Regions from separate parts of the Homo sapiens genome. Here region 1 is linked to region 2. A link is a loop called in an ENCODE intact Hi-C map of the cell type or tissue named here. Cell type or tissue: heart right ventricle. All regions are shown on one strand. Each heading gives the region's core, and the rest is flanking DNA. Links, peaks and the distances in the headings are about the cores only.

Evidence for each region. A loop is a pair of places that touch in the nucleus more often than their neighbours do. Peaks named below come from ENCODE experiments on the same cell type or tissue, not always from the same donor. Only the 100,000 strongest peaks of a DNase experiment are listed, where the experiment ranks them.
Region 1: a loop joins it to region 2, with 2.4 times the contacts of the local background. A loop is called at or near these places in 10 of 110 quality-filtered maps.

Annotation. Positions count from the first base shown.
Region 1 is chr3:195,223,869-195,229,718 of GRCh38, forward strand. XXYLT1 (xyloside xylosyltransferase 1) reads right to left here. Exons shown (of 4, transcript NM_152531.5): 2 at 2,841-2,988. Among named protein-coding and RNA genes, the nearest start is that of XXYLT1, 44 kb to the right of the region's middle. RefSeq lists an enhancer at 2,508-3,102. In heart right ventricle, for the core only: a CTCF peak has its summit at 3,408 (motif pointing left); a DNase peak (open chromatin) is centred at 3,303.
Region 2 is chr3:195,152,597-195,157,494 of GRCh38, forward strand. It overlaps XXYLT1 (xyloside xylosyltransferase 1), which reads right to left. Exons shown (of 4, transcript NM_152531.5): 3 at 3,853-3,985. It overlaps XXYLT1-AS2 (XXYLT1 antisense RNA 2), which reads left to right. Exons shown (of 2, transcript NR_102711.1): 2 at 1-260. Among named protein-coding and RNA genes, the nearest start is that of XXYLT1-AS2, 7.2 kb to the left of the region's middle. RefSeq lists enhancers at 1-607, 608-1,248, 2,686-2,825. In heart right ventricle, for the core only: no CTCF peak of the experiment used is centred there; a DNase peak (open chromatin) is centred at 2,725; H3K27ac peaks cover 3,745 bases.

The sequences.
Region 1 (5,850 bases), core at 1,128-5,127, 72 kb after region 2:
AATTGCTGCCGGGCGCGGTGGCTCATGCCTGTAATCCCAGCACTTTGGGAGGCCGAGGCGGGCGGATCATCTGAGGTCAGGAGTTTGAGACCAGCCTGACCAACATGGAGAAACTCCGTCTCTACTAAAAATACAAAACTAGCCAGGCGTGGTGGCACATGCCTGTAATCCCAGCTACTCGAGAGGCTGAGGCAGGAGACTCGCTTGAACCCAGGAGGCAGAGGTTGCAGTGAGCCGAGATTGCTAAACCACTGCACTCCAACCTGGGCAACAAGAGCAAAACTCCGCCTAAAAATAAAAAAGAATTGCTGGAAGCACATTATCACTCCCCTGAAGAACCCCTGAAAAGACTGTGTGTTTGGGTCGGCTGGAGGCACATCTAAAATAACTCCTTCCCCACCTCCTGATGCATGCCCCTCAGAGGGTGGGGCCCACACCTGGAGGGACACCAATGATGCGTCCATTTACTGCATCGACTGCAAAGCTCTAGCCAGAGCCTTTTCTCTGCAGACATCACTGCCCCCCTGAGCTATGCCAGGCTCTTGGACAGGGCTAAGTCAGAGAGGGCCAGAGCACCTTCCTGGCATAATTCTCACCCTCTCCCAGAGCTTAGGAGCTCCCTAACTCTTGTCATCGGTCCCTGCACAATTCATTGCCTGGCTGTCCTATAGCTGGAGGCAGAAGAATTTTCTCTTCCCTGACAAACCACGAGGAGCTGTATTTCACCTCCTGCTGGGTACTCCACAGCATAACCCAGCCCAGAGTTGAGCACGCAATGGGCAGGAACCTGACAGCTGACAGAGGGAAAGAGGCAGGAGGGAGGGAGGTGAAGGGAGGGCAGGCGTGCCTCCCCCTGGCTCCCTAGAACTACAGAAACCCCTAGCGGGGATTCCTGCAAGCCCTGGGCTCTTCAGAATGCAAGTTGAAACAGCTCACTGCCGCAGCCCCTCATTTCACAGGTGGGGAAACTGGTGAGGCCAAGAGAGACAAAGTGGCTCAGCCCTAGGCACATACGTGGCTAATGGCGGAGCTGTGAGCAACACCTCCATCTGTCTGCCCTCTAGAATCTAGAACAGAACCACGTCCTTCTCAAGTCTGAGCCACCCACAGCTCCTGTACTGGGCTGTCCAGAGAGGTCATGTATGGGGCACCTGATGGGGTAGAAGTAACTATTTGGAGAAGCAGCTTCCAACCCTGGCTCTGCCACTTAAAAGGCTGTATAACCCTGGGCAGGTCTTGCAACTCCTCAGCTTCACCTGTAACCCCACAGGATGGGTAGAAGGGTTGGTGAGCTGACAGAGCTGCACCTGGGTCACTGCAAAGGCTCACCAATGCTAGATCTTCACCCTAGGCCCTGTCGGTGAGCTCGTCTCCTCTCTTCTTCAGACTCCTGCCCAGTGGAGCCCCCTGAGCCCTTGCCTCACAACAAAGAGGACACTCAGAGGCCTCCAGAGTGCTGGAACTTGCCTGCAAAGTCCCAGCCAGAATGGATGGGCTTGCTTTTCCCTGTGGCAGGACAACCTCCCAACAGGAACCGAGCTTCAACTCTCAACTCCTGAGTCTCTGGTTCACCAAGCACCTTCTTTTTCACTTCTGGTCTGCTGGGCTGGAGGAGCAGGCCTCCACCATATGGCCCACTGTCCCCTGGGCTACCAGGACCTGCCTGGTCTGGAAACTGCTGGAAAACTCATCCAGCCACAGTTCAGATAACTGCTACCCTAAGGCCCCAAACACCCCTTCTCACCATTAAGAGGCTCAGGACATGGTTCACCATGGCCAGAAACTGGTTGATATGGTTTGGCTGTGTCCCCACCCAAATCTCATCTTGAATTGTAGTTCCCATAATCCCCACATGTGGTGGGGGGGACCTGGTGGGGGGTAATTTAATCATGGGGGGCAGTTATCCTCATGCTGTTCTCATGCTAGTGAGTGAGTTCTCTGAGATCCAACGGTTTTATAAGGGGCTTTTCCCCCTTTTCCTTGGCACTTCTCCTTGGTGTCGGCATGTGAAGAAGGACGTATTTGCTTCCCCTTCCATGACTGTAAGTTTCCTGAGGCCTCCCCAGCCATGCTGAACTGTCTATTAAACCTCTTTCCTTTATAAATCACCCAGTCTCAGGTATGTCTTTATGAACAGCGTGAGAACAGATTAATACACTGGTCAATATCCAGGGCTCCAGAACCCATTAAGGATCACTGTAGGGAGATCCTAGAAACCAGACACACTCTAGGAGTTAGACCCTCCAAGGCTTCCAGTCCAAGCATGACCAGACCTGCCAGAAATTCCACATAAGCTGGACCTATCACACACTGGATGATGCATCTCTCTTTCCTGGAGACAGACGCCCAGAAAATCCTTCTAATTGCGCATCAGAGTTTCTTCAGAAGTTCTACATGGTCGTAATTTGCACCTCTCACATCTAGATTTGCTATTTTAAAATCAGATAAATACAGATTCAAACTAGAAAGAACAAGAGCATAAATTTGGATGGAGGATCATCTAATCCAACCCACCATTTTTCAGATGAGCAAACAAAGTATGGGGGTTGAGCAGTGGGGAAAGAAGGGGGCGAGTGCAAGGGGCAGAGTCCAGACCAGAGCCCAGAGACCCCCTGTGTCCTCATAAATGGACCCCGGGAGCTATGCAACCAAGGCCCTGCCCTTGATTCTTGGTGTAGGAAGCTCGGTGGTACAAAGGGCTTGGTCTGGCTCCCTCGTCCACTCTTTCATGTTCAGTGGAGCTATTCTCCCTGATACAGGGCCTGGGCAGTGTTGGAACCAGGGAAATGGATGCAAAAGTCAGACACCCAGGGGCTATTGCTCCTGGAAGCCCAGGTTACCTTTGGGCATGATCTGATGCATGGCGACCGAGAGGAAGAAGATGGAGTCACTGTAGTAGGTTCCCAAGCCAGCACTGAAGTGCTTCTGCATGGCCTCCACGATGGGGAAGAGCTTATCCGTCAGCACAGCAACATCGTGGAAGATGACCTGCAGCAGGTGCAAAAAAAACCAAGGCTCAGCAAACCAGTTCTCACTGCAAGCTCAACACCCAACAAGCACCTGGGCCCACAGAGGCAGAGGCAGACAGTGCCTCTCCAGGGTCCACAAGCAGGGGATGGGGCTAGGGGTAGCAACGGAGAGTTAAGGAAACGAGAAACAACCAGGAGTCAGAATTGAGGCCGCACTAAGGAGATGGGGACACTGTGTGAGGGGTGGCATGCAGGCATGCATGTACGGGCTGTGCAGTGGAAGAGAAGTGGGAGGACAGGAAATGGAAACAGCCCCTAGTCTGCTTCCTGCTTTTGAACATGAAGCTGGGCCCCCCTGAAGGTAGCTCTGTGCCCAGCGACTGGAAACCACGTGAGAGTGTGTGATCCTCATCACATTGCATGGCTAACACTGCTCCAGGCATCGCCACCTCCTGGTGGCCACTGCATCTGTTCCATAGGCCAGTCCGATGCTCCAGCTCTACCTCCCTCATCCAACAGTGTGAACAAGGAGAGGGTCTGGCCACTGGAAAATGGAACCCGGAAACTGCTCTGTGCTGCAGTAAACTCACACTCAACTAGCATTTCTTGAGTATCACTGACACTCTGGAGGCACTGTGAGAAGTATAAGGAATAACCAGGTACACTTTCCTCAAAGCACTTAGAAGTCCAGAGGTATAATCAGCTACGGCAGAGCTTTGCAATTTATGAAACACTCTCACATACCCACACTGATCCCCACGACAACCTAGGGCTTCTGTGAGGCAGACATCACTATTATAGCCTCCAAATTACAAATAAGGACGCAGACACTCAGACAGGTTACACTTGCAGCAAGTCACACAGATAATAAATGCAGAGTCAGAACTTGACCCTGGCCTCCAGATTCTCAGCCCCACACTCTTTCCACCATAAACGCATCCTCATTCCTTAACAGCAACCAACAAAGGATGAAGACATCAGCTCAACCCGCGATTAGAGCAGACAAGAGTACTAACGCGATCCTGAGTTGGGTTTCCTTGTCTAACTCTACTCCAGAAGATGAGAAGTATGGCCCATGCGCAGCCCCAGCTTCACATGTGATACCAGATGACCATGTACTGGTCCCACAGGTCTTGCAAGTTTTTCCTGTTGTTCCATGTGCCCCCACAGGATCTAGATCCTTCTACGACACACAGGAGGCACTCAAGCCAGAAGGCTGGGTGTTCCTCCACCTTCTTCCTCAGTGCTCCTAAGAGTTCTGCAAGCGCCACCTCCCGCCACCATCTTCTCTGGTATGTGACAGGACAAGCCTGCCACACTGCATCCTAGCTGCTCAATCACCACCTCATCAACTCCGAAGAGCCCACCTGAACAGGTGCCAGCAGCAAAAGGCAAAGCCACGTGAACCCCTGACTGCCCTGTTTACACTGTCACTTGCCCTGCCAGACAGTGGCAAGTGGTGCCCTTGAAGCTCTCCAATAGGCGGGCTCCACTCCATCACTCACCTTTCCCCTTTCCCTCCACCTGCCCTTCCAGTCTCAGGGTGCTGCCTGCACTACCTGCACTTCCAGAGCCATCGGTGGTCGTGGCCCTGTAAACCACCGTCTGCTCTTCCCTACTGTTGGTTCTGCTTTTGGCCTATATTTCACTTTTTTTTTTTTTTTTTTTTTTGAGATGGAGTCTCACTCTGTCAACCGAGGCTGGAGTACAGGGGTGCAATCTGGGCTCACTGACACCGCCTCCCGGGTTCAAGCGATTCTCCTGCCTCAGCCTCCCAAGTATCTGGGACTACAGACGCCCGCCACCACCCCCAGCTAATTTTTTGTATTTTTAGTAGAGATGGGGTTTCACCATGTTAGCCAGGATGGTCTCGATCTCCTGACCTCGTGATGCGCCCGCCTCGGCCTCCCAAAGTGCTGGGATTACAGGCATGATCCACCACACCCGGCCTATTTCCCTTATTTCTTCTATATGTATCTCTTTTTTTTTTTCGAGACAGAGTTTCACTCTTGTTGCCCAGGCTGGAGTGCAGTGGCGTGATCTCGGCTCACTGTAACCTCTGCTTCCCAGGTTCAAGTGATTCTCCTGCCTGAGCCTCCCAAATAGCTGGGATTACAGGCGCCCACCACCATGCCTGGCTAATTCTTCTACTTTTAGTAGAGACAGGGTTTCACCATGTTGGCTAGGCTGGTCTCGAACTCCTGACCTCAGGTGATCCACCCACCTCAGCCTCCCAAAGTGTTGGATTACAGGTATGAGCCACCGCGCCCGGCCTGTATCTCTTACATAGCTTATTTCTCTTATATTTCTTTTTAACCTATATCTCTCTTAGTTCACCTTTCCTTTTATTCTTGGGTCTCTTTTAATTTCTAAAACACTATTAAATTTAGAAAAACTTTGTTACTATTTTTTTATTTTTAATTTTTGTGGATAGAGTATGTATATATATTTATGGAGTATATGAGATATTTTCATACAAGCATACAATGCATAATAATCATATCAAGGTAAATGAGGTATCCATCACCTCAAGCATTTATCCTTTGTGTTACAAACAATCCAATTATTTTAGTTATTTGAAAATGTGTAATTAAACTACTTTTTACTGTAGTCATCCTATTGTGCTAGCAAATACTAGGTCTTACTCACCCTTTGCCAATATTTTTTGTATCCATTAACCATCTCCTCCTCCCCCAACTCACTCCACTACTTTTCCCAGCCTCTGATAACCATCATTCTAATCTCCATCTCCACGAGTTTAACTGTTTTAATTTCTACCTCCCACAAATAAGAACATGCAAAGTTTGTCTTTCTGTGCCTGGCTTATGCCACTTAACAAAACGATCTCCGGTTCCATCACTGTTGTTGCAAATGACAGGAT
Region 2 (4,898 bases), core at 899-4,898:
ACTGTGAAACAATGTGAAAAAAACTATTTGTCAAATGGACAGTGGGGAATAACTTCTCCTCCCGCACCTCCTCCAAGCTTCTAACAACACTCATGGCACACAATACAGAGGAGACTGCCATAAAAATGACTTAAAATGTGCCCTTTTGAGGTAAAGTAACTATGGGACAAGTGACTATAAAAATGACACAGCTGGGGAGATCCAAATCTATTCCTGCTCAGCAAGTTTCCAGATTAAAATGTGTCTGCTTACCTAGTCAAGATTTGGTTTTGTGCTGTTTTGTGTTTAAATTTTCCTTTCATATAGATGCTAGCATGTTCTTCTTAAAATAAAACACTTGTCCACCTCACTCCCCTCTCTGGGGAGACCCCTTGGTGGTCAGAGCCCACTGCCAGTTCCATGGAAGTCCCAGGCAGGGGCAAGAGGGGACCTCTGTGGGAAGCAGTCTGACGGCCGCAGCAATGGCCAAGCCCAAGGGCCGAGACCGCCTGCTCAAGAGAAAGGCGGGCTGCGCTGTCCCTGCTTCCTCTCTCCCCTTCCATTCCCATCCTCTTCCTTCTCTCAGCCTCCCCACCCTAGCCCCACTGCCAGCCAGGTGAACACTCCAAAGCAGCAGATAATTAATGCCGGATCTCCCAGGTCCCCAGAGGTCCCCAGTCTTCTTGTGAAAGAAGGCAAAAAACATGCTCAATTCCTTGTCGGCCAGCCAGTACCAAGCCATTCCCAGCCCCAGCATGAGACTGCAAACGTTACAAGGCAATTCCCCAGAGCCAGCGGGGCACGCGGCAGGCAGTGCAGGGCTGTCATCTGCAGACTCCATTATTAAAGGTCTCTGGAAACATTTCAGCTGAGGGGTGGAGGGAGGGAGCATGAAAAGGAGTATAAGTCTCTGTTGATTTTTGAGTGCCCAGGCCCTGCAAACGCCATTCTTCAGACTCTGCTGCAGCGGAGGTCTCATGGTTATCATAGTACATAATGAAAATTAAAGATGCTCAGGGTTAGAAAAACTCAGTTTCATTTCGAATCTAAAATCTTTCAGAGCTTTCTTTCAGGAAGTCCAGATAATTAAACTGATTTTAAGTTGCACTGTTTATAAAATCCTAGATCTACAGAAAATACAAATTCTGGCCAATCCTGTCTAAGCACGATGGGTTTCCAAGTTTCCATTTATATCACATGAGAAGATTCCAAAGCAGGCCTTGAAGGCATTGGCGCTGTAACTGCATTTAATACTTAGCCCAGTTTAAACACCCCATGACGTCAGTTCTCCCCGATCCCTGAAGAGCTCACCAGCAGACAGGCAACTTCCAGACGGAGGGAGGACAATGAGGGTCCGAAGGGCTGTAACCCCCAATGCCAGAGCCGGGGAGCGGGGACTTAGAGCTCAGCTCTTCTCCTTCTCAGGTGGGGGAACAAAGGCCCCAAGGTGGCAGAGCTGGGACTAGTATCTAGGGCTTGGGACTCTGAGGCTCCCTGTATTGTTACAGTAGGTAGCTAGTCAGACATGAGCAGGGCAGGAGAGGGCTCCACCACCACCAGGAATGTCAGGCGACCATCAGCTGATGGTCAGGCAGTTGTCAACCGTCTCTCTAAAATGATAATTGGATGCAGCCAGCGCCAGGGAAAGGGAGGGTCCCAGTAGATAGAAAGAACCTGGAACTGACGACCAGCAGCTTCCTGGTAAGATTTCAGGAGTTGGGCACGTGGGCTCAAGCATGTGCACTAGGAGGCAAAACGGTGGCACTAGGAGGCATGTGCACTAGGAGGCAAAACCCTCCTCTAGGAAGGCTGGACTGGTAAGGGAAGAAACCAGGAAATAAATCACAGAAACAAACCATCTGGTAAAGAAAACACAAAGAGGAATGAAGATTAAGGGAGGGAGAGAGGGAGGGAGGGGAAATGCTCTTTAATGAGGGTCTCTCTCGCAACAGAAACTTCCACTGTTACTTCATTTGAGTTCTCCAGGGAGCGCGTGCACAACCTCGGTAAACACACTGCGCTCCCTCCCAAGGGCTTGCAGGCCACCCTCAGGGAAGAACCGGGGGAGGAGTAACGCAAACCCCAGAACCACGCCAATGTACAAAACCCCAAGTCAAAAGTCACACAGCACGTTTGATCTCCAAGTCACCCACTGGCCCTCTCCCAAGTGTACTTTATTTCCTTTCATTCCGGTCTAAAGCTTTTTAATAAACTTTCTCTCCTGCTCTAAAACTTGCCTTGGTCTCTCACTCTGCCTGAGGCCCCTCAAATTCTTTCTTCTGAAGAGGCAGGAAGTGAGGGTGCTACGGACCCATATGGATTCACTGCTGCGACCACTATCACCTCCCTCTGTTGGACCAAGGACCCCAGCAGATCTTCCTGGTATGAAGGGGAGGGAAGAAGGTGGGGAGTCTTCTACAGTTAAGATGGCAGGTGTCTGCCCAAACCCTCTCAAGTCGCCAACCCCTGACCTCAGAGGAAGAGGCCTACCCAGTGACTCTGGGGCCACACGTGAGAGGATTATATAAGGGAGAAAAGTCCACACGGCCCAAGGAGTTATCAGCTCATTTAGGGGCCTTGCAGGAATTTCCTGTTATGTGATCTGGGTCATGCAAATAGCCACAACCGAGCTGAAGCTGCCTCTTCACCCCCTCTTTCTGAGGGGAAACACAGGCTCTTGACTCACTAGTTGCCTGTACTCTGCAGCTCTCCAACGACTGGGCCTCCCTCCAGGAAGGTCGGCAGGGAGCCAGCATCACGGTGTGCACTGAGAACAAAGAGCGGGGCATGCCTGCGGGACAGCAAAATCCCAGCCCTTTCCGAACAAACTCGGCAGCTCTGCTCTGGGTGTGCTATCGCTCTACCCGCTGGAGAAACAGCCAGCAACATGAAACTCTCCAGGCCCAGGGCCACAGGCCTGGTTTATTGTAATCAAAACCCGCTTCAGCTGTTCCTTTCCTTTTTTTTTTTTTTAATTACAAGATGTAGAACAAGAACACACAAAAAAGTGCATGCAAACATGAAGCTAAGCTAAGTGGGGAACTGAGACCTTGCAGCTCTCCAGAGCCAACCCACCCCCACGCCCCCCACCGCCTGCCACGCCGGCTTTGGGAAGCATCACCCCCCTTCTCCTTTCCCATTCTCCGCACCTGCACATGTGCATCCCTAAAGGTTCCAGTTTGGTTTCGCTCTCGTCGCATGGAGCCGTTCCCTTTTTTGCTGTTGCTGTATAGCACTCAACTGAATGAATGCGTTTTATTTATCCATTCTGCTAAGTAGCAAATTTGAGTCGTTTTCAGTTTTGGCTACTACAAATAACGCTACAGTGAATATTCCAGAATGGTTCTCAGTCCTGGAGTTTCTCCATGACACAGGCTTGACAATCAAATGCAGCATCATGCGGAATGCGCTTCTTCGTGCTGACTACTGATGCCAGTCTGTGTTCTGACGTCTTCCCTCCCTACAAGACCACCAATCCACCCACTCTGCTAATAGAGAATGGGGGTCACTGGTGACTCACAGGCCAAGAAAGCCCAGCTGGTCAGTAGAAGGGAAGTTAAATCTTCCTCCGTAAGGCAAAGCCCAAGATTTTAAAATTCTGAGCTTAACCAGATCCAACAACCAGAACAACTGGGCTTTTCAGAAGAAAAAGGCCACAAACTCCAACAAAATAATGAGGTAGCACCTACGGCTTGGGATAGACCCACCTGCCCATACAATCAACTGTAAGCAATAAGTACCAATGTGTTCCCAAGATACTAAGTGCAGAAGGATCGGACGCCACTAAATCCCAATCTGTCACGGCTGGCAGAAGAGAGAGGGTGAAGGGTGGGGAGGGGTCGTGGAGGCGGCCCCCCTGCAGTCATGACGCACCTGTAAACTGGCTGCATCTCCCGGGCTATGCCGATGATGGCGCCTGGCAGGAAACTGTCAAATTCCTCAAACAACTCCCGGATGTTGGTCTTAAACTTCAGGTCTAGGTCCAGCTGAATGATCTGCAGGATCTCTGCGGGAAAGAGAAAAGGACAATGAGACACAGGTACACCTCCTGGGAGGCTCGGCCACGGACAGAAAATGAAGTGGAGGGCAGAGAAAAGGGCACTGGACTCTTACTGTTGTCAGTGAATGATGCACAGTTACCGCTGGAACAAAAGGCCTTTCATCTACCAGCAACCCCTCCACACTATTAGTCTTCACAAACGACTACCCGTGTCTTTTCTTCCAACTGCAGACATCCATTTTGCTTAAAACTAGGCGACCACACGCTCCAGTGTCGGCCTGCTGTCCTGATGTAACTGTTAACCGTGCACCATTTCACTCTCAAAAGTATCTCATTTGGATGATACCTTATGTGGACACCCTGCTTCCCTACATAAAACTCAAAGCGGGCCGGGCACAGTGGCTCACATCTGTAATCCCAGCATTTTGGGAGGCCGAGGCGGGTAGATCACGAGGTCAGGAGTTTGAGACCAGCCTGACCAACATTGTGAAACCCTGTCTCTACTAAAAATACAAAAATTAGCTGGGCGTGGTGGCAGGTGCCTGTAATTCCAGCTAGTCAGTAGGCTGAGGCAGGAGAATTGCTTGAACCCAGGAGGCAGAGGTTGCAGTGAGCTGAGATCGCGCCACTGCACTCCAGCCTGGGCAACAGAGCAAGGCGCCATCTCAAAAAAAAAAAAAAAAAAAAAAAACCCTCAAAGCATCCAGGTGTTTCCTCTTTGGAGCACAGGTGATAAATAACCCACACAAGAGAGAAGTAAAAAACATTATGGTCTCAGGCCTTTATCAGTGCGTTCTGCAAACCCAGATGTGTGTCAAGTGAAGATGCTGACCAGAGCGAAACGGCTGAATGATCTCAGATACCACAGTGTTTTTAATCCACTGCCTAAAAGACAGGATGAGCCCAGATTCTTCAATGT